2 separate regions of the Homo sapiens genome follow, and region 2 is linked to region 1. A link is an interaction called in ENCODE POLR2A ChIA-PET data of the cell type or tissue named here. Cell type or tissue: HepG2. All regions are shown on one strand. Links, peaks and the distances in the headings refer to the core of each region. The heading gives the core; the rest is flanking DNA.

What was found. Peaks named below come from ENCODE experiments on the same cell type or tissue, not always from the same donor. Only the 100,000 strongest peaks of a DNase experiment are listed, where the experiment ranks them.
Region 2: POLR2A ChIA-PET joins it to region 1 with 5 read pairs; 2 of 35 experiments call an interaction of 5 or more read pairs at or near these places.

Annotation. Positions count from the first base shown.
Region 1 is chr2:215,618,301-215,629,391 of GRCh38, forward strand. It overlaps LINC00607 (long intergenic non-protein coding RNA 607), which reads right to left. Exons shown (of 10, transcript NR_037195.1): 6 at 5,812-5,935; 7 at 4,386-4,461; 8 at 2,818-3,050. It overlaps LOC102724861 (a long non-coding RNA gene), which reads left to right. Exons shown (of 8, transcript NR_187737.1): 2 at 3,558-3,625. Among named protein-coding and RNA genes, the nearest start is that of LINC01614, 94 kb to the right of the region's middle. RefSeq lists enhancers at 1,786-2,080, 8,378-8,879. In HepG2, for the core only: no CTCF peak of the experiment used is centred there; a DNase peak (open chromatin) is centred at 6,371.
Region 2 is chr2:215,380,899-215,391,989 of GRCh38, forward strand. FN1 (fibronectin 1) reads right to left here. Exons shown (of 46, transcript NM_212482.4): 26 at 10,734-10,916; 27 at 7,314-7,403; 28 at 5,791-6,060; 29 at 3,962-4,078; 30 at 3,122-3,286; 31 at 2,430-2,585; 32 at 1,314-1,427; 33 at 1-182. Among named protein-coding and RNA genes, the nearest start is that of FN1-DT, 49 kb to the right of the region's middle. RefSeq lists an enhancer at 10,299-11,091. In HepG2, for the core only: no CTCF peak of the experiment used is centred there; no DNase peak of the experiment used is centred there.

The DNA.
Region 1 (11,091 bases), core at 3,999-8,998:
GTGCTCTGGTTCACACGCCTCTGACACAATGTTACCATATCCATCCTCACCAAAGCATTTTAAAGGACCTATGTATTTGCAAGTGTTCTCCATTGAGGGAGACAGAATGGATGTACATAATCATTTCAGTGATTTAGGGCAGGGATTTAGACATTTTGATAACTTTCTTGATTTAAAATGTGTAACATTTTATTTTGCTTCCTTCTATTACAGACATGCTGTGCTATGCTTTTCTGAGAAATACTTTTTAATTTTATATTCTTATTCCCCCTTACTCCCAGTTATTTCTTAAAATCTTTTTGATGAATGCTTAATGTTCATTCCCATGAATATAACTGATAACTTTATCTTTTTAAACATTATCTTTTAAAATTTAAGTGCCTGTGTCTATGTAATCTAAGCAATTTTTTAATTTTTATGTTTAGATACTTTATCTGGCAACCACACAATAAATAGAAGACTCTACTCTTCTTTTCTTTAATAAATTCCACAAGGAGCAGAACTAGTAAGAGGAAATTAGTGTTTGAAAAATCAGTATGGCTGTGAAAAGAAAGCTCTCTAAGAATAGGACTATTGTGGCTATGAATTAATGAAAAAATATTCCACTATTTTCTTTAAGTCTATCTTTCTTCAAGATCTTGTAAAGCATTCTTCCAGGCTGCTAATAATTGGCTTTTTTCAAACTTGATATTCAGGCTTAAAAAAAAAAATCCTTTTTTCCAGGTGCTCCCATCAGTAGGGTAAATTTAAGAATTATTTTTACTGGATGTGGATCTTCTTGAGAGAACTGGCAAACCAGGCAACTTTGAAGCTACAGTTTTTTCATTAGCTGGGAGCTGTAACCTGACCCCTCCACCCTGACCACATTTGACCTAAGTGAACACAGTCTGTCTCCGGTACATGGATAAGATTGGAGGGAAAAGATAGTCTGCAGGTCCCCAGCTGAGAGAAGGGGAAGGAGGGAAAGATAAGAACTGTGGTTTCAAATATCCTTAATGGGAATTCTCCACAGTCGTTTTTCATCAGGGCTGCGTGCTGTCAGAGCTTTGATTAGCGCCTCTTCCCTGGGAATCCTTTTGTTTGGTCAGTCTAGTGTTTGAACTTTGGCCAGGCCATTTTTTGTATTCTCCAGGTAACTAGGTCTGTTTTGATACAGCCCCTGGGGAGTGACTCATAGTCTCTAAAGGATAGACCACTATCTGATGTTTTGTTTTCCTCCTATGTCCATACCCTGAAAGGCAAGGGTGATTTTTTTTTCTTTGCTGTTTTCCTGGCTGTTGTCTTGCTGGCTTGGAAAGTCTAAAACGCATTCAAGCCATGGCACCCGGCATTTTCATCAGTATTTTTATTGGTTTGTTTCTTTTTTGGTTATGCATACTGAAAGTAAATCAACATATTAAAAAGCAAGAGAAAGAGATCAGAAAAGGAACGACATTTGTTAGTGGTTTCTGATTTATGAGTCTGAAGGACCTGTCACATTGAGCCTCGGCATGATATTAATTAGCTGCATGGCTGAAACGCCTTGTCAGTGTCGCACATTAAAGACGCACCTTGCAGCCGGGAAGGAGAGACTCTGAAGAGAGGGGAGGGGCGGCTGCAAATACAAACCACGCTGATCACTTTTGCCTGCATCTCCACACTGCTAACAAAAGGCAACTCACCGAGGCACACTTTCCGATTCTTGGTTTGTAAAAGCTGGTGAGAATATCAATGAAGCCCCACCTAATTTTTGCCTATTAATAATTCAGCTCCAGAAAGTGAAAAATATGAAAAACACAACCAGTTTTTCAGTCAATAAGAAAGGCCTTTTTTTTTTTTTTAATTTGGAGTCCTATGCAAGTGGCCTTGTCATGGCAGGGCCTTGACCAGCTCACAGCCGGTGTTCCATTTACAGTAACAGGGCGTGGCAGGTTGCGCAATAGGGCTGAACGGCGCAGTGCTCAGAGGAAGCCCCGACTGTCACGTTGTGCACGGAGTCTTGCAGTCTCTACAGGGGCCAAGAGCTGAGTCCATTTTCAGCCCCTCCACTTCTTCAGTGACATAGTCATCCTCTCCGTTAAGGGACACTGGTGGAAACACGTGCTAAAGCTAAAGAAGCTAAACAAATGCTGGGTGTTTTCAGGAAGGCTACTGAAAACATAGCAGAGAAGCCAGCTTACTCTTGATCCAAACCTCACTAGGCATGTTTGGTGCCATTCTGGGTGCCACATCTTAGGAAGAAGGCACAGAGCTGGGCAAGAATTCTTTCAGGTGGATCTCATGTGGGCCACAGATTGGTCTATTAATTACAGTTGTAACCACCCAACTTCCCCATGTTCCAGTCCCCAGTTGTCCACTGACCACAAAGACTCCTCACGACTGCCTCTCCAAGGAGTCTACCAAGAAAGCACCAGCATCGCTGGGTTGGTCTCTAGGTAGGCAGTCTTCAGGATGCTAGAGAGTTCTTCAACATGGAAGAACTGTGGCCTCCACCCAATCCTGTCTCCCACCTTGTCACTTGAGCCTCACAGGGACAGTGCCCACAGCCTTTGGAAGTCCTGCCTGTGTTTCTGACCTCCACCCTGCCCTACATTTACAAAGTATCTTGTTAAAGTGGTGCATCAGCTTTTGGTCCCCGATATCCTAATTGCCAAGGTGCCAACTCTGTATAAGATGCCATAAAGAGATCAGTTGCTGTCCCCTCCTCTTCACCCTCCACTTCTCTCCTCTTAGACTGTGCCTCCAAACTAACTCCTCCCTCCTTCAGATACAAATGAACCTGGCCCAGGGACATCAGTGATCCCAGAAGGGCCATACAAAGCCAAAATGAAGCCTTACCTTGGCAAGCTGAAATGTCCCATGACTCAACAAATCCTCACCAAATCTCTAGGAAGCATGAGTAGGGAAAATCCACCTTAGAAACAGAATCAGAGGTTGCAGTAATTTTTAGGTAGTCAGAAAGGCAGACAGAGATGCTGAAAGGTAGAGAGAGCCCTTCAGTTGTCTGTTCAGTCCAGTCCAGTGTGGTCTCCGCTGAACCACAAGCCCGTAAGTATAAGTAAGACACAATCCTTAAAAAAAAAAAAATCAAGCATGAAGAACGTCTACTACATCCATGGGACCAAGAGTAGGACATGCATTTTCTTGCTTCACCAGAGCTCGTGGAGACCCAGAGAGGAACTTAATTTAATAATTCAAAGGAGATATAACTTTTGCTGCCCCTTCTTCCAGACATCTGATAAGCCAGGATTCATTTTTATGTTCAGCTATGTGAGACCAAAGTAACTTCTCATGGTTGCCATGGGATACCTTCTAAATATGTGGCCTGATGTGATTTCCCCAAATTGTTAAGCAGTGAAAATATCATAGTTTCTAAGTATACAGATTTTTTTCAATTACATATCTAGATAAATGTGATATTTCCCCTTTGGGTTGTATGATATTAGACTTGGCTATGTTTCAGTAGATTTCAGTAACAGAATTAAAGACTTTCTAGCTACAGGGCATCAATAACTTAGAGACCAGTTAATTTGGGTTGACGATTTGAATGATGCCAACTTATTTTTTTTTTTTAACAGAGGAAATTTGTTTTGCAACAGAAAACATAAGAAATTTTCCCTGCTTGGAAGATACTCATACATACCAGGTATGCTCATCATACTTTGTATAAACCTTGACCAGTGAACTTTTATGTAGTGACTATTTGTTCAGTTGTCCTTCTTCTCTACTAAACATGGGCTCCTGGAGGGCATGGAGTGTGTTGTTTGTCTCTATCCCTAATGTCTAGCACAGTGACTGATGCATTGGCGGTATTCCATAAATGGTGGTTAATGAATTGTACTTGGACAAAGAGGCCTTGGAAGAAAGATAGTGATAGCGTCAAGGAATAAAATTTGTTTTGAATATAAGTCTTTGCCCCACCCACAATTTTTGGCTCTAGGGAGATAATAACAAAGATTTAACTGGAAATTCATTTCCCCACAAATATATAGAAACCCAGAAAATAGACTTAGGATTTAGAGCAGCAAGGCAATATCCTAGTAATCTACTGAAGCAGTTTGGCTGTTCTGCCACCCTGGAGGTAATTGTATTTGCGGTTGAGAAGGGATGCCACATCACATTATGTTGATCTGTATATCCATCACTGCCTGTGCTTTCCTCTGCCACCCCCTTGCATGATACAGTGTAATTCCAGTGATAGAGACTATTGTGACATTGCTAATATGAGGGAAAAAATAATTTTTTAAAATAAGGGATTTAGCAATGCCTGTGAAATGTTGAACATAGATACTTTTTAAAAAGTACTCATTTCTCATTTCTCTTTTACATGCTGGGATGTTTCCTTCAAGCCCTCCTTCATCTAAAGATGATGTAAATTTTCTGGCACATAAATCCCTCTTTCTTACCTTCCTTTTCATCGTTAAATACTCTTTCCTTTCTGAAGGGAAGCACAGTTCCCCAAAGCCCATTGGTTTGCAGCAGCTGCAATAGAAAAAACCTGTGTGGAGTTCAAGTTTTTTTTTTTGTTTGTTTGTTTTTTGTTTTCAGAAGGAGGGAGAAGGGAAGTTCTACCCAAACAGTAATGGCCAGGTAGGAGACTCATACCTATTCTCCATCAGCTCTCTCTGAATCTGCCTGGGTACTACCTGGGCCTTGTCTTCAGGGCTGCAGTTGCCATAACTTCATAGGTTTTTGCAAATTCAGCTCCCAGAAGATGTTTTGTTTATTATTGTTTGCCTGTGATTATGGCCTACAGCTGTAACCACGATTTCCAGCTGACTTGTCAGCAGTTCAGCCTAATTGCAGGCAAAAGGACTCAGCATAATGTAGGTAGGGACCACGTAAGGTGCTCTATACAATCACACAGCCCTGGGCTCCAATCCCGGCTATAGCTCTGTGACTCTGAACAGGTTACTTACTCTCTGAGCCCTTTAGTATACGTGTCTGTAATATCGGAATAAAAATATAGACTTCACTATATTGTCATGGAATTAAGTAAGGTGAGGTATGTAAAGGGTGTGGGAAAGAGGAGGCCCTATAAACAGTACAAATTCATTCCACTTTTGATTAGCTTCCTCTCTCTCCCAGTAGTAACAGAGGCTGCAAGATACAGAGGAAAATGGAAAACGCATCTTTGTTGGGATGCCCTGTTCACTCTTTCTGTCCCACCTCTTTTATATTCTCTTGCTATGGGAGGGCTGAAGGCCTCAGGATGAATGAGGGAAAATGAAGATGAAAACATGTTCTTAAGCGAAAACTTTTAAGAGAAGCAACAATACTTTCCTTGAATTCAAATTTTAAAAATCATAAATAGGCTTTGTATATTCTTTTTTTTTTTCTTTTTTTTTTGAGATGCAGTCTTGCTCTGTCACCCAGGCTAGAGTGCAGTGTTGCAATCTCGGCTCACTGCAACCTCCGCCTCCTAGGTTTGACTGATGCTCCTGCCTCAGCCTCCCGAGTAGCTGGGATTACAGGTGCCTGCCACCATGCCGGGCTAATTTTTTTGTATTTTTAGTAGAGACGGGGTTTTACCATATTGGCCAGGCTCGTCTCGAACTCCTGACCTCATGATCTGCCTGCCTCGGCCTCCCAAGTGCTGGGATTACAGGTGTGAGCCACCGCACCTGGCCAGCCTTTGTATATTTTTATCACTTATATTTGAATACTGTCCAAACAAACTTCCCAGATAAAAGTTCTAAGTTTAAGCTTTGGAAATGTGTTGCTGTGGCCACTTATACTCAAAGAAAAGAGAGGACGAGGGAGGGGGAAGGAAGGAAAGTACTCTGGATCCAAAAGTTCAGGGTAGTTTTACAACACTTTGACAACACTTACTTGCCTGGTCACAGCATTTGCTTTCTCTTACCAGCAGTTTCTTCAAGTTCATGGCATTGCACGTGGAGTGGCAGGACTTATGGAGCGGTTTTGATGCGATATGATACTCTGCCTTAAAACAACTCTAGAGAAAGACACAGGAGACACAAATGAAGTGAATAGACATGCCCTTTAATTAGCATATATTCAAAGACCTGTCATGATGGGGCGATATACTAGGACCTTCAGTTTAACATTACTTAAGTGGGTAAAATGTGCAGAGGAAATTTCTTTGGCCCCAGAGTCTATCTGTCATATACATTTGCTGGGTCCAGCTGTATTTCCTAAATGCTGAACATATCGTTCTGGCTGTTTATATTCTTGGCATCCAGCACTGCTGTGCATTCCCAAGCGCCAGAGAGCACGGAGCGCAGCAGTAGCTTTCCCTAAAAGGCCTGTAAAGCCATGACTAGTTTATTCTCTCAAGGATCCAAGGTACTTGTTAAAGCACAAGATCTGTTGCAACTGACGTGGCTCTGAATTAAATGTGTCGCAACACATTCTTAGGGAGACAGAGTTCCTTTGACTAACAGCCTCCATGTTTGTCAAAACTACTGTAAGCCAAAGGTTAGCAGCAGCATCTGGCAGCACAAAACCAAGTCTACAAAGCTAAAGTAAGCACTAGGCCAGTGAGTCCAATGCCTGCTACAGCTTACTCTCTCCACTGCTCGGTCTGGGTATGAATTTACAGACTACACTGGGTGCATAAAAACAGAGCAGAAACCTGGGTGATTCTTTTACTCCCAGAGAGAGATGCCCAACTCTGTTTTGGAACAGGCAATGTGGTGGATTTTCAAAAACATTTGTTTTCATTGATTATATATTTTAAATGAAAAAAATGACATTTTTAGGTAGCTCAGTTTAAGATATTCAAAATCTCATAGAGGCAGAAACATTAAAAAGGGCTGGGGGAGGGATAGCATTAGGAGAAATACCTAATGTAAGTGACAAGTTAATGGGTGCAGCAGACCAACATGGCACGTGTATACCTATGTAACAAACCTGCACGTTGTGCACATGTACCCCAGAGCTTAAAGTATAATGAAAAAAATAATTAATTAAAAATTTAAACAAAAAAGTAAGTCTAAGATCAAATGGCACAGGAATGCAGTGGAGGGACTTAACCCAGGCTGAGACAGGAGGGGAGGCAATGGTGGCACCATGGGGCTGCTACCAGTTTCCCTGGAACCCCAGATAACTCTGCAATCCGAATAACTGGACATACAGCATCCAGCTTGTTTACACACCTTCACTTTGAGCCACTGGGGGATGGGCAGATTGGTACACAGGTTTTCTAGAGGAGGCCTAAATTAAGGTTTAGAGTGCAAACTGAAACAAATGGGGAGGTGTCACTCTTATAAAGGTTAGAATCCAGCTTTCACTTGAGGCCGAATACTTCTGATGTCTCAGCTTTATGTGTGTTTAACACAGTAGGTATCAAAGCATCTGATATTTCAAAATGCACTTGTGGCCTACCTCTGACTCTGACCTAAAGAGGGAATGAAATAATTTGTAAGCATGGCAGATCAAGGAAAAAGAGAATTTGTTCTAGCAAAAGTCTTTAAAAGGTGATACCTTTGGATATGGAAGTTTCACTTAAAGAATTTTATTTCAAGTGAATACTTAAGAGAATATTTAGTTACAAGTATATCCATCACTGTTTTGTTTTCTTCTTGAAAGAAAGGAAAAACAGGAAGCCATCTAAATATTTGTCCAACAGTAACACATTATATGGTACAGTCCTATAATAGAATAATTTACAGTCTTTAAAAAGTGATTTTATAGAATAATATGAAAAAATGGAATGACATTGTTCAGAAAAAAAAAGCAAATTGAGAGTCATGCTATGAAAGACACTACAAAGAGGGTAAAATGACAAAATATTTGCAAATCATATATTGGATAAAGAACTTCTATCCAAAATACAAAAAAAAGTCAAAAAAACTCCATGAGAAACTAAAACCCAATTTTAAAATGAGCAAAGCATCTGAACAGATACATCACAAAAAAAATACTGATGGAAAATAAACATATGAAAAGATGCTTAACATCACTTGTGACTAGTGAAATGCAAATTAATACAACAATGAGATGCCAGTACACATCTATTCGAATAGCCAAAATCCAAAGCACTGATAATACAAATTGCTGGCAAGGAAGCTAAGCAACAGGAACTCTCATTCATTTCTGATGGGAATGCAAAATGATATAGCCACTTTAGAAGACAGCTTAGCAGTAAAGCAAAACTTAGTCTTACCATATGATCCAACAATCAGGCTCTCAATTATTTACCCAATTGATGTGAAAATATATGTCCATGTGCACAATATGTGCATGCACATGAAAAATCCACATGCAAAAATATTTGTAGCAGCTTTATTTATAATTGCCTAGAAGCAACTAATATGTCTTTTAATAGGTGAGTGGATCAATAAATTATGACACATACATATAATGGAATAATATTTAGCAATAAAAAGGAATGAGCTATCAAGCCATGCAAAAATATGGGTAAATCTTAAATGCATATTTCAAAGTGAAATAAGCCAATCTGAAAAGTTTGGATACCGTATGATCCAATTTTTATGACATTCTGGGTAAAAACAAAACAAACAAAAACTGCAGAGACGTCAAACAGATCCATGGTTGCCAGGGGTTTAGAAGAGAGATGGTCGAATAGGTGAAGCAAGGGAAGCTATTTTTTGGGTGGTGAAACTCTTCTGTATGATATTGCAATGGTAAATACTTAACACTGCATTTGTCAACATTTATAGAACTTTACAGCACAAAGAGTGAAACTTAAAGCGTGTGAATTTTCAAAAGTCATTTAAGAGTCCAGGGGATCCCGGGTTGGAATGCAGACTATGACAAAGGAATTTCCGTTAGAAATATATAAAACGACCTCACTGAAGAGAGTGGGGGTAAAAGTGCCAAACTAAATAACTTTTTGGAATGAGTGGAAAGTAAAACTGTACATAAGCACTGTACTCTAATTGGTAAAATTATTGCCCATGAGAATAGGGGTTAACAATTCTGAAACCACCATATGTGCATCCTAGAATTGAACAATTAAGTAAATAAATGGCAGATGGTGGAAACTAGGTTTCTCACTATTGGAGTAGGAGTTTACAGAGAAGCAAGAAAATAAGTCTAGAATGATTCATGTACTGGATTAGAGTTGGAGATATCAGCATGAACTCATATTTAGTTTAATATAGATACAAATGAATGTATAGGAAGAAATAATTATAGACATGTTTGCATACACCAGTTAGTGTACACCACATACATGTTTTCTTGCTCTGTTAGCTGAGAGAGCCTCAAAGCAACAAATTCAAGTACCAATGAGCCCACTCAGTGCCCAGATATTGATTTCTAATACCATTCTCCAATAAAAGAATCCAGAGCTCCTTGGAGAAATGGCTGATCTCAGGTCAGGCAGGGAGAATGTAAGTCTGAAGCATCTTGTAAGTGCCAGAAAGTAAAACTTGCTCAAGAAAACCCACAACAATGGGGCATGTCAAAGGGACACAGCAGCCAACTGAAGAGCTCCCAATGGCCAAACCTGGAACAATTTGAGCAAAAAGATAAATAACAGTGTTGGATTATAACCCATAATAATGAATAAATATCAGTTAATATTGTTACAAATAAGTGATTGAATATATAAGTGAGAGAGAATAAAAAATATATAAATTATCTGTAAAGAAGAATTCCAAATAATTTATGTAGATACTGCCCCACTTTAAGGAGTAGAACATAACTTCCCATTTCTTAACAGTGGGCTCTACACAGTGACTTCCTTCCAAAAAGCACAGTATGAAAAGTGTAACTTCATTGTGGAGAGAACTGACAAGCTACCTCAGCCAGATGATCGAGGTTGACATGTACAGTAATAAGTCATGCTGATAGTATGTATCCTTGATATGTTGGGATGATAATGGCATTTCTGGGGTTCTCCTCCCCAATATTCATAACCCCAGCATAATCATGAGAAAAAAACAAACATCTCAAATGAGGGACATTCTACAAAACAACTAACCATTATTATTCAAAACTGTCAAAGTCATCAAGAACAAGGAAGCGTGAGAAACAGTTATAATCTAAGCAGCCTAAAGACACAATAATTAAATGTAATGTGGTATCCTGGATGGGATTCTCGAACAGAAAAGGAATATAGGGTAAAAAGTAAAGAAATATGAATAAAGAAAGCATTGACTTCAGTTAGTAATAATGTATACTGTAACAATGTGGTCTATATGGGAAGTCTCCACTATCTTTACAACTTAAAAAATTTAAGCTTTAAGTATAAATCTTAAACTAATATAAAATAGAAAGTTAATTAAACAAAGAGCGTGTTCTATAATTTTTCTGAATTTGTAGTTAGATAGATATTTAGATAGATAGATAGATACACATATGGCCACATAGAAAAAAAGAAAAAAGCTATATCAAAATATTAACAGTGGCTATTGGTGGTGGTGTGATTAGAAAGTATTATTTCCTTATTTTGTTCATCTGTATATATGATTTCATAATACAAAAACAAAAATAAATTGTGAGTCTTTATTTGGACCAGAATACTTCCCTAAGTACAAAAATAAGAATCATATCTAGTATTTAAAATTTCTAAAAATATTTAACAGGCATGCAGTATGGAATAATTCTGTCGGGGAACAATATAAAAATTACTTTTTAATTTAAAACTCTTCTCCCAGTATGCTCTTTGATAGTGCCTAAGGATAAATGTAAAGAAGAATAGTTATTTCTTAAACTAAGAATTTGACAAAACATAGCCCAGAAAGAGTCTCAAGTTAATCTTCCAGAGGAATTCCAATTCCCTCTTTTAATTCATTCACTTTCCTGATTCTAATTTCTTATGTAATTTAAGATGTTTTAAAACCTCTAGAGAGGCTGGTCTGAGGCTCCAAGGAGGTGCTCTCAGATGACCCTTGAATTCCGTTCTAAGCACACCTCCTAGAGCAGACTCTTGCCTTGTAGATTAGGAGATGATGGTTGTGCACAACGTCAGAATGCTGGTAATGTCATTAACACCTTCTCCAGTGAGAAGCAATTAGCTATTTTCAACAAAAATGTATTCTGTAATTCCCATGATGCCTTCGCTTACTCTTTTCAAAATTATTCAATCATTCTGTGCTTGAATTTATTTGAGATAGGCCATATATAGATATAAAATTATATATATAATATATAATATATATTATATTATATATTTATATA
Region 2 (11,091 bases), core at 3,266-8,265, 240 kb before region 1:
GCCTTGCAGCTCTGCAGTGTCTTCTTCACCATCAGGTGCAGGGAATAGCTCATGGATTCCATCCTCAGGGCTCGAGTAGGTCACCCTGTACCTGGAAACTTGCCCCTGTGGGCTTTCCCAAGCAATTTTGATGGAATCGACATCCACATCAGTGAATGCCAGTCCTTTAGGGCGATCAATGTCTGTTAGGCAAATTAATGGTAAGAGGTTATGTGAAAAGCAAGTTGTGAAATAAGCATTTTTATAACATGCAAAGCAGTTTTGCAGATACCATTTTCTTTGATGAAGTCCAATTAACCCACTATCAAAAGGAAAAATCACTTAAACACTTGCTTAATTTTTCTTGGTTTAGAAAATATGCAATGTTGCATCACTTATTAAAACATAGGTGTATGTGAGATAAGCAGATACCCTGCAAAATGTCCCCACAATGGGGATGTATTTATATTAATTTAAAGATATTCTACCACGATTTGATTTTTACAATGTGATGTTAGTCTCATAGACCTGGATTTTCTATACCTTGGAAGTGGTAAAGCTGATTTGCAATGTCAGATTCAAATTGTTATAATTGTTTTGTTTTGTTTTTTTTTGAGATGGAGTCTCACTCTATCACCTAGGCTGGGGTGCAGAGGCATGATCTTGGCTCACTGCAACTTCTGCCTCCTGGGTCCAAGTGATTCTTCTGCCTCAGCCTCCTGAGTAGCTGGGATTACAGGCACGTGCCACCGCGACTGGCTAATTTTTGTATTTTTAGTAGAGATGGGGTTTCACCATGTTGGTCAGGCTGGTCTCGAACTCCTGACCTCGTGATCCGCCTGCCTCAGCCTCCCAAAATGCTGGGATTACAGGCGTGAGCCCAGCCCTATAATGGTTCTTACACTCTTCTTTTCCCCTCTCTATTAAGCATTTATATTACACTCTGGTCCAGCCATAGCCCTTCAAATGCCCCAAACATAAAGCTACATGAGGCACACTTCAATCAACTTTACCATCCAGTTGTAGAAAAGACGGTCTAGGAAAATTTTTTGTAGATTTGCTATAGGCAAATAAGATTTCGCTGAGGCCATTTGAGCAAAAGAAATTCAAAGCACAGCAACTAACTATGGTGGTTTCACAACTTCTTTCTCTGTAAATTCCTCGCTTGGCACTGAGAAGGAAAAAAGATGTTCGTAAAGGGCTCAGCTCAAGACATAAACTAACCAACAAGTTCACTTTCCCTATGTGTAATTGCAAAAGACATGTCGTGGGCATTCAGACACCCAAGAACAAAATTTGACTTTGAAAATGGAAACCAAGCAGTGGTTACGTACTGGTTACTGCAGTCTGAACCAGAGGCTGACTCTCTCCGCTTGGATTCTGAGCATAGACACTAACCACATACTCCACTGTGGGCTGCAAGCCTTCAATAGTCATTTCTGTTTGATCTGCAAAGGGAGTGAAAAGCAAATGCAACATCCACGTCATCCACTATAAAGTCCTCAAGTGGCGTCTAGAGTTTGGTAGTAAACATATGGTGGCCTAGAATTTTTATTTGCAGAATTGTAACAAAAATATGGAGAGTCAGACTTTGATTTCCTCTTGGACAAACCTGTTCATTGCTAATACAAATTACCATATGGGAGTGAAGTCACACTCAAGGATAAGATCTAAAACTTAATATGATGCCCCCAACAATTAGTGATACTGCTCTCAGAAAAAATGAAAATTAACTTGACTCTAATAAATTGCCTTAAGATCCTAATTTCACAAGTATTCTATTTAAAAACAAAGACAACATAGCTAAAAAGAGCTGAAAAAGTCAGTTAGGCCATTTATCTCTTCTTAGTGTGAATGATAAACAAAACCAGAAGGGTGAATCTAGTAATTTAAGATGTCCATATCACTAAATAGAACTATCCATGTAAAAACAGAAATGCACTTAAGACTTCTACTGTGAAAAGGGTTGATAATGATCTTGAGCCCTGAACTCATGAATGGGGACAATGATGACATAGGACAAAAAAATACATAGTACTCACAACAAGGTAGCCATTTATATAAAAAAGAATATTAGGTGGTCCTACCCCATCTATCCTGTTGTATATGAGATGCAGATTACTCTTTTTTTTTTTTTTTCCCTGAGATGGAGTCTCTCACTCTGTCACCCAGGCTGGAGTGCAGTGGGGCTATCTTGGCTCACTGCAACCTCTGCCTCCAGACTTCAAGCCATTCTCCTGCCTCAGCCTCCTGAGTAGCTGGGATTACAGGCACAAGCCACCATGCCCAGCTAATTTTTTTGTATTTTTTAGTACAGACGGGGTTTCGCCATATTGGCCAGGCTGGTCTCGAACTCCTAACCTCAAGTGATCTGCCCGCATCAGCCTCCCAAAGTTCTGGGATTATAGGAGTGAGCCACCGCACCTGGCCGAGATGCAGATGATTCTTACCTGGACCTGCAGTTTTAGTTTTTGTTGGTCCTGGTCCATTTTTGGGAGTGGTGGTTACTCTGTAACCAGTAACAGGGGAACTTGAAGGCAGCCACTTGACACTAATGCTGTTGTCCTGAACATCGGTCACTTGCATCTGGGATGGTTTGTCAATTTCTACAAATAAAAGCAGGGAGAAACCAGTGAAGCCCCAGTCCTTGGAGACAAGATTGGACAAGTCCTCCTCTCTAGGTCTGGTACATATTCGAATGATCGCTTACATGAGAAAGGTATTTCTTCTCGAAAGAATACAGAGAGAGCTTTTAGAGGGATGGGGCAGGCATCTCAATACCATTTCCTATTTTTGAGATGGTTGCTTCATTCACAAAGAAGCTACATTCCACAAGCAGGTGTCTCTTCCTACTTTATCAACTCATCCATTCTTTTCCCACAAATACTTACTGAACACTCTCTATGCCTGTCGTATTGCAGACATGCGGAATATATCGACAAAACTGACTGAACTTCCTGCCCTTGGGGTGCTTCCTTCTTTATCTGGCTCAAAACTCTGTTCGCTGCAGGTGCTAGCTGCAGGTTGTTGCTCATTAAAAAGGAAAATCTATTCTACAATTAGAAAAATACCTTGGGAGAACATTGCAAAACAGTATCTGAATAAGTAAAAGCTGGTGTCACCCCAGAGTAGAAGTTTGTACCTGTTCGGTAATTAATGGAAATTGGCTTGCTGCTTGCGGGGCTGTCTCCACGGCCAGTGACAGCATACACAGTGATGGTATAATCAACTCCAGGTTTAAGGCCGCTGATGGTAGCTGTAGACTTGCTCCCAGGCACAGTGAACTCCTGGACAGGGCTATTTCCTCCTGTATGAAAAAGGGTTAGTTCAGAGTGTGAGGGGTTTAGAGCTACTTGGGTATTACTGATTAATTGAATTACCACATTTATAGCAGCATGTAAATCACATCTTCTTGCTTATTCCCTTTTAAAGAGCGCTATCTTGAACAGAAAGGGGTATTTATGCATGTAGCAAACCTTGGTAAGTGTATAAACATTGAGAGAAAATTACAGTTAGCGCTGTTTTAACATTTCAGCTTTAAAATGTCACTGAGTAGTAGAGTAGCATTAGAAGTGGGAGAAGGTAAGCCCTCAACCCAGGATTGCATGCATTGTGTCCTTTTTAAAACTTTTAACAGAATACATTCCTTTTAAATAAAATTTGGAAAATACAGAAAAGTAAAGAGAAGAAAAAATAAAAATCACTTATTTCCACCACTGATAATATGTTTGTGAATTTACAATCCTTTTATTTCCTCAGCTCTGCCGTTCCCCCTCTAGTTGTAGTATATAAACAACTTTTTATTTGGGTTTTAGAACAAATTATATCATCTATATCTTACGTATTTTCTTGGAAAAAACAAGGGCTCCGTTGAATGGACTTGCCAAAGTTTCTTTAATTCTTTGTTCACTGTTGGGCTTTCAGGTTATCCACAACAGAATCTGATTTAATCAGAGTGTAAAATAGCATTTTACTGCTGTACCTGTCTCTCCGTAAGTGATCCTGTAATATCTCACTGTGACAGCAGGAGCATCCCAGCTGATCAGTAGGCTGGTGGGGGTCGCAGCAACAACTTCCAGGTCCCTCGGAACATCAGAAACTAGAAAAAAAAGGGAAACTTTTCACATCCGTAATTTTCAAACAATATTCAGATTTACTGTTTGTTCATTTTCCAGATAATTGTCTTAATGATTCTTCCATACAATCATGTAAATACTACGTGTAATTAGCAGAATTTTATATTATGACGAATTCAAGATAAGGGGTTACAGAGCCCATTCAAATTGTGATAAAATGATTATTTCAAATTTGGGGAAGAGTTTTTTTCCCTCAACATTTTATTTGGAAAAATTTCAAAACTACAGAAAAGTTAAAAAAAAAAAAAAAAAAAAAAGTGATACAAGGCCGGGCGTGGTGGCTCACGCCTGTAATCCCAGCACTTTGGGAGGCCGAGGCGGGTGGATCATTTGAGGTCAGGAGTTCAAAACCAGCCTGGCCAACATGGTAAAATCCCATCTCTACTAAAAATACAAAAATTAGCCGGGCGTGGTGGCGGGCACCTGTAGTCCCAGCTACTTGGGAGGCTGAGGCAAGAGAATTGCTCGAGCCTGGGAGGCAGAGGTTGCAGTGAGCCAAGATCCCACCATTGCACTCCAGCCTGGGCGACAGAGCAAGACTCCATTTCAGGAAGAAAAAAAAAAAAAAAAAAGTAATACAATGAACACCTATATACCCTTCCCTTAGGTATTTGTCTCTGGCTTGACGACTTGAGACTAAAATACAGATAACATGATGCTACTGTTCCCGTAAGTACTTCAGCCTCTATCTGCTAAGAACAATGACACTATTACCCTAAAATTATATTTTTAAAGGTACTTTGAAACAGTGTTCAGTTTTCCACCTTTTTTTTTTTTTTTTTTGAGACAGAGTCTCCCTCTGTCACCAGGCTGGAGTGCAGTGACACAATCTTGGCTTACTGCAACCTCCGCCTCCTGGGTTCAAGCAATTCTCCTGCCTCAGCCTCCTGAGTAGCTGGGACTACAGGTGCATGCCACCACGCCCAGCTAATTTTTGTATTTTTAGTAGAGACGAGGTTTCATCATGTTGGCCAGGATGGTCTCGATCTCTTGACCTCGTGATCCACCCGCCTTGGCCTCCCAAAGTGCTGGGATTACAAGCGTGAGCCATTGCGCCTGGCCCTTTTTTTTTTTTTTTTTTTGAGACAGGGTCTTGCTCTGTCACCCAGGTTGGAGTGCAATGGCCTGATCTCAGCTCACTGCAACCTTCGCCTCCCAGGTTCAAAGATTCTCCTGCCTCAGCCTCCCCAGTAGCTGGGATTACAGGTGCATGCCACCACACCTTGCTAATTTTTGTATATTTAGTAGAGATGGGGTTTCACTATGTTGGCCAGGCTGGTCTTGAACTTCTGACCTCAAGTGATCTGCCCATTTCGGCCTCCCAAAGTGCTGAGATTACTGACGTGAGCCACCCCGTCCGGCCAATTTTCTACATTTTCAACAAAACTTGTGTTATTAGAAATGCATAAATACCCAAATCAGGTGAGAAATTTCTTGAGAGGAAAAAAATTATCTTCTTTACTGCCACCACGCCCGGGCTTCTTTACCATATTCTAAGGAAGATGTTTCTCCACATTTTCTCACTTCCCTCTCCATGTACCATGACAATGATCTATTTTTTTTTTTTTTTTTTTTTTTTTTGAGAGCTGATGACAGACAACAGCAAGCTACTTTACAGAATCTACCAACTGGGTAGGAAAGTCTTCTGAGTTTCTTTGCAGACAAGAAAAGTTACCTGTTGATTGTTGGCCAATCAATAAGGGACTTTCCTCTCTGCCATTAAGAGCAACGATGCTGACCACATACTCTGTGCCTGGAGTGAGGTTGGTGAGGGTGATGGAATTCCGAGAGTGGGGCACCCGATCTTCTCGAGGTCTCCCACTGAAGTGCTCGGGATGATGGCGGATCCTGTAGCCAGTGATGGTGGCTCGAGGAGCAATCCAGTGCACAGTAAAAGAGTTGGCAGTAATATCAGAAAAGTCAATGCCAGTTGGGGAATCAAGACCTGTTTTTCCCACCCGGGGGAGGAAGAGAAAAAAAAAAGAAAAGACACCACCAGTTTAGGAAGTGAGGAAGGTGTAGGGGAAATTAACGTACATCCAACATTTCGTTCCTGTCTCATCAATACCATGATTTGCCATAAACCAAAGAGTAAGATGTACTGATTCTAAGCTACATATGAATTTTAAAATCTTAAATTGACTCAATTCAAAATAGCCAGCTCAAGCATTCATTTTTTTCTTGTGCTAAGTAATTCAAGCAGATTTTAGGGGTTATTACAGTAAGTTTCTGTGTCACATTTGGAGATAAGTGTTCAAGATCTTCTGAGAATTGACATTTTCAAATTCTTCAGTGTTCAAGTATTCTGTGTTTCTATCCTGTAAGTGTATCCTTCCAAGTAAAGCAAGATCTGCCCACTCTCAAAGTAAATGTTTGACTCTCAGAGAAGCCTCCTAAGCTCAAGAGGAAATTTATATGTCAACAGAGTGGTAATGATGCCAAACACAAAACTTTCTGAAACTAAAGACATTATCCCAGACAAATTACAATGCTGATAATTCCTCGTGAATTGACAGTTTTGAAAAATGCATTTTTCAAAAATGCACAAAAATTCAGAGTTTGTTGCAAATTCAAATCACTTAGTCTCTGGGACTTCCAGCAAATTTCTGTTTCAGTTACAGCATTTACTAGTTCTTTTCAATAAGAAACCAAACTAAGATATCATAAGTCCTTTTTGGAAGCAAGTGGACTATAAATAAATTAATGAATACACTAAAGTGTACCTTTTGAAAGAAAAAATTAAAAGCATTCATATTTAAGTATGTAATATTTATGAGATTCAATTCAACTTCCTTCTAGTAAATGCATATTTTATTAAGTAAAAAGAAAATGTAAACTTGCTGGCTTAGTAAAGGAAGACAAATAGATGACAATGAGTGTTGGGTCAGCCATTAGACAGAGCTGCCTAATGAAAAGGAATGTCTGCTAAATCTAAATAACAAAGATCTTCTTAGAAAATGTTTTTTAAAAGGACAGACAACAAATTTCTTAATTTGTTAGTGACTGAAAGTCTAGGTGATTGTTGAGTAAGGTATCTTTTAGTTTTTGAGACCAGCGATAAAATCATACTGTGATGACAAAGGTACACACACCATGACAACAAAAAATGGAGATGTATTTTTAGAAGTAGCATTTCATTTGTTATACAGAATTGATAGGCAAAAGCTACTGGATAGTCATACTGCCAACACCACTCACCTGTTTTCTGTCTTCCTCTAAGAGGTGTGCTCTCATGTTGTTCGTAGACACTGGAGACACTCACTACATATTCTGTACCAGGCAGGAGATCTGTAGGGGCAAATGGGGCTTATTTTAAAACTCTGCTCAAAAGCATGAGAAACTAAAGCACGCCCAGGACTATTTGAACTGATGAAATATCCAAATGTCCAGTCCTATAGCCTACTTACACCTAAGTGAACACTACAGCGAAGTGTTCAGTGAACAGACCTTGAGAAGGTCTGTAATTAGATGATAAGGAAGGGTCACCTTGCCCCATGGCCTCTCGAAGCCCTCCATTCCACCTGTGAGTGTGACTCAGCTGGATTTCGAGTGGGATGAAGTTGCTGCAACAGCTGGATATTTCTCGCATCCACCTGAGAGTATGTCTCTGGAGGGCACATGATAATCCTTGCTGTGGTGCTGTGGATTGCCATTTATGCCTCACAACAACCCTGGAAGGTAGTTTGCTCCTTTTAAAAGCAATTTCTTGTCATACAACGTACTGCATATCTTTAAAGTGATGGGTTTTTACATATGTGTGACTTGGGAGACCATCACCGCATTCAAGAAATGAACAAACCTATCACCTCTAAAAATTTGATTTACTACAATTATCTCCATTTTGTAAATGAAAAAACAAAAAACAAAACAAAAAAAAACTGAGGCACAGAGAAGTTATCTTCTTTAATTTACTTGCCCAGGATCATACTGGGATTGACCCAGGCCAGGACTAGTGGTCTTAATAATTAACCTTTACTGGAAAAAAGCCACACTTAGAAAGCAATCGGTTCTGCCATATTAAAATGAGAGCAGAATATTTTTTAAAAAATTAAATATACATCCCTGAGTATCTTGTTCCATTTTTTTTTATTTTTATTATTTTTTCTTTTTGACGAGGTTTTACTCTGTTGCCCAGGCCGGAGTGCAGTGGTGTGATCTTGGCTCACTGAAACCTCTGCCTCCTGGGTTCAAGTGATTCTCCTGCCTCAGACTCCTGAGTAGCTGGGATTACAGGTGCCTGCCACCATGCCTGGCTAATTTTTGTATTTTTAATAGAGACGGGGCTTCACCGTGTTAACCAGGCTTGGACTGGAAATCCTGACCTTGTGATCCACCCGCCTTGGCCTCTCAAAGTGCTGGGATTACAGGCGTGAGCCACTGTGCCCAGCTTCTTCTTCCATTTTGATACACAGTCAGGCATAGCTTAATGGTGGAGATACATTTTGATAAGTGTGTGATTTGGTGATTTTATTGTGTAAGCATCATAGAGTGTACCTACACAAACCTAGATGGGCTTGTAATCCCAGCACTTTGGGAGGCCGAGGAGGGTGGATCACTTGAGGTCAGGAGTTTGAAACCAGCCTGGCCAACATGGTGAAACCCCTCGTCTACTAAAAATACAAAAAAATTAGCTGGGCGTGGTGGCTCACGCCTGTAATCCCAGCTACTCGGGAGGCTGAGGCAGGAGAATCACTTGAGCCTTGGTGGTGGAGGTTGCAGTGAGCCCAGATCGTGCCACTGCACTCCATCCTGGGCAACAGAGGGAGACTCCGTCTCAAAAACAAAACAAAACAAAACAAAACAAAAAACCTAGATGGTAGAGCCTTTGACACACCTAAGCTATAAGCTATGTGGTCTAGCCTATTGCTCCTAGGCTATGAGCCTGTGCAGCATGTTACTGTACTGAACACTAGAGGCAACTGTAATATATGGTAAATATTTGTATATCTAAAAGATACAGAGAGTGAGGTTTCTAAATTTGGAACTCCTACTCACTAAACCCTCATTCCCCTGCACACCATTTGCCCTTCAGCGTTTCTATAAAGCCCCCTACAAAAGTTTGGAAAAGTGCCAGAATGGAGGACCAGATGCCTGGATTCCATTTCCACCATACTAGCTGGCCAGTGGCAATTTACTTAACTGCTGGGGACCTCGACGGCTTCATGTTTATTTGTTTGTTTATTTTTTTGAGACAGGGTCTCACTCTGTCACCCAGGCTGGAGTGCAGTGGCACGATCATGGCTTGCTGCAGCCTCAACCTCCCCAGGCTCAGGTGATCCTCCTACCTCAACTTCCTACATAGCTGAGACCACAGGTGTGCACCACCATGCCCGGCTAATTTTTGTATTTTTTGTAGAGACTTGGTCTCACTGTGTTGCCCAGGCTGGTCTCGAACTCCTGGGCTCAAGCAATTGGCCCACCTCAGCCTCCCAAAGTGCTGGGATTATACAGGCGAGAGCCACTGCACTGGTTTGCTTCATCTTTAAAAGAGGATAATAATGACTTTGCTAGGAGGGAGAGGGGCTACCCTGAGGTCATCTGTAGCATTAGGATTATAATAAGGTCTTAGAACACATGATTAGCATGTGACAGGTCTACGGCTAAGGGACAGACATTGTGATGCAGGGGCTTGTATACTGGGTGATGCTGTAATTAGTGATTCCAGGGTGCTCTAGAACAGAAGCAACAGCCCTGGGGTGGTGGATATGCCAATATAAAGATATTCTTGCCCTCAGCCACAAAGTAAGAAACCAAGATTATGGTCACGCTGAGCTGCTCTTCTTTGTGTTTCATTATCTAAATTATGTTTGAAAGGTAGATGTTTTCAGACTAATACTTGGTAATGTACCTAAATGTAAGCTATTTTTCCCTTATGTAGAATCTTTTGCTGTTGTTATATATTTGACTATTACAGTGAAAATAATAAAAAGCACTGTTTATGTGAAACACAGCACCATCTTGCAGCCTACTGTTTTATTCTTTAACAAAAGATGTCTATTCTATAATGGTTGGGACTAGAAAGAGACAATTTCCATAAATTGTTGTTATTTATTTAATGTCAGTTTTTTTTCTAAGCTCTCAGTCTTCTGAGAAATCCTTCTAACAGATTCTTTTTGAAGTACAAATTAAACTTCTGACTCTCTTCACAACAACATTCTAATCTAGACCAAACAATCAGTCACTTTTCTAAGTATTCAAATCCTAAATCAATCAACTGCTGACACTTTTTTTATAAAAATGAGAATAAAGCACATATGGTGACACTATTTTCAGTTCTCATTTTTTTCTCTAAAGATTTAGATTTAGTCATATAATTTCTCTTGATATTCACTTATTTTTACGTGCTTATTTAGAAGCAGAATTTGTTTGAAGTCATGGAACTTTCCTGCAGGTGTTTTTCCACTATGATTTTTTTAAAGCTGTAGATATCAAAAGTATATTAAGATAGCAACAAACATTACATCTTTCAAAATTAATGGAGCTGTGCATTGAATTCAGAGTTTAGTTTGTAGCTTGGTTGCAGCTCTCTTGCTCTTAGCTCCTCCTACTTGAGAATTTAGAATTCATTTGCTATGCTCTAGGTTAATATTTATGGAACAGATACATTCAACTGCTTACTTGTTAAGACCACTGCATTGTCTGAAGGAGAAATTGACAACTCTGCAACATCTTCCTCATTTTTCACAGGTGAGTAACGCACCAGGAAGTTGGTTAAATCAATGGATGGGGGTGGAGCCCAGGTGACACGCATGGTGTCTGGACCAATGTTGGTGAATCGCAGGTCAGTGGGAGGAGGAACAGCTGGTTTCGAACAAGAAGGAAGACTCAGTTAATGTAATTTTAAAATTAAAGCTAACGAAGTAGCTGGAAAGGTAAAATCAATATTTCATGCATAAAGGAAACAGAATCATAATCATGCAAACAGTCTAATCTAAGTCTATTTTAAGTTATAGTGTACTACTGTTAAAAATAAAAC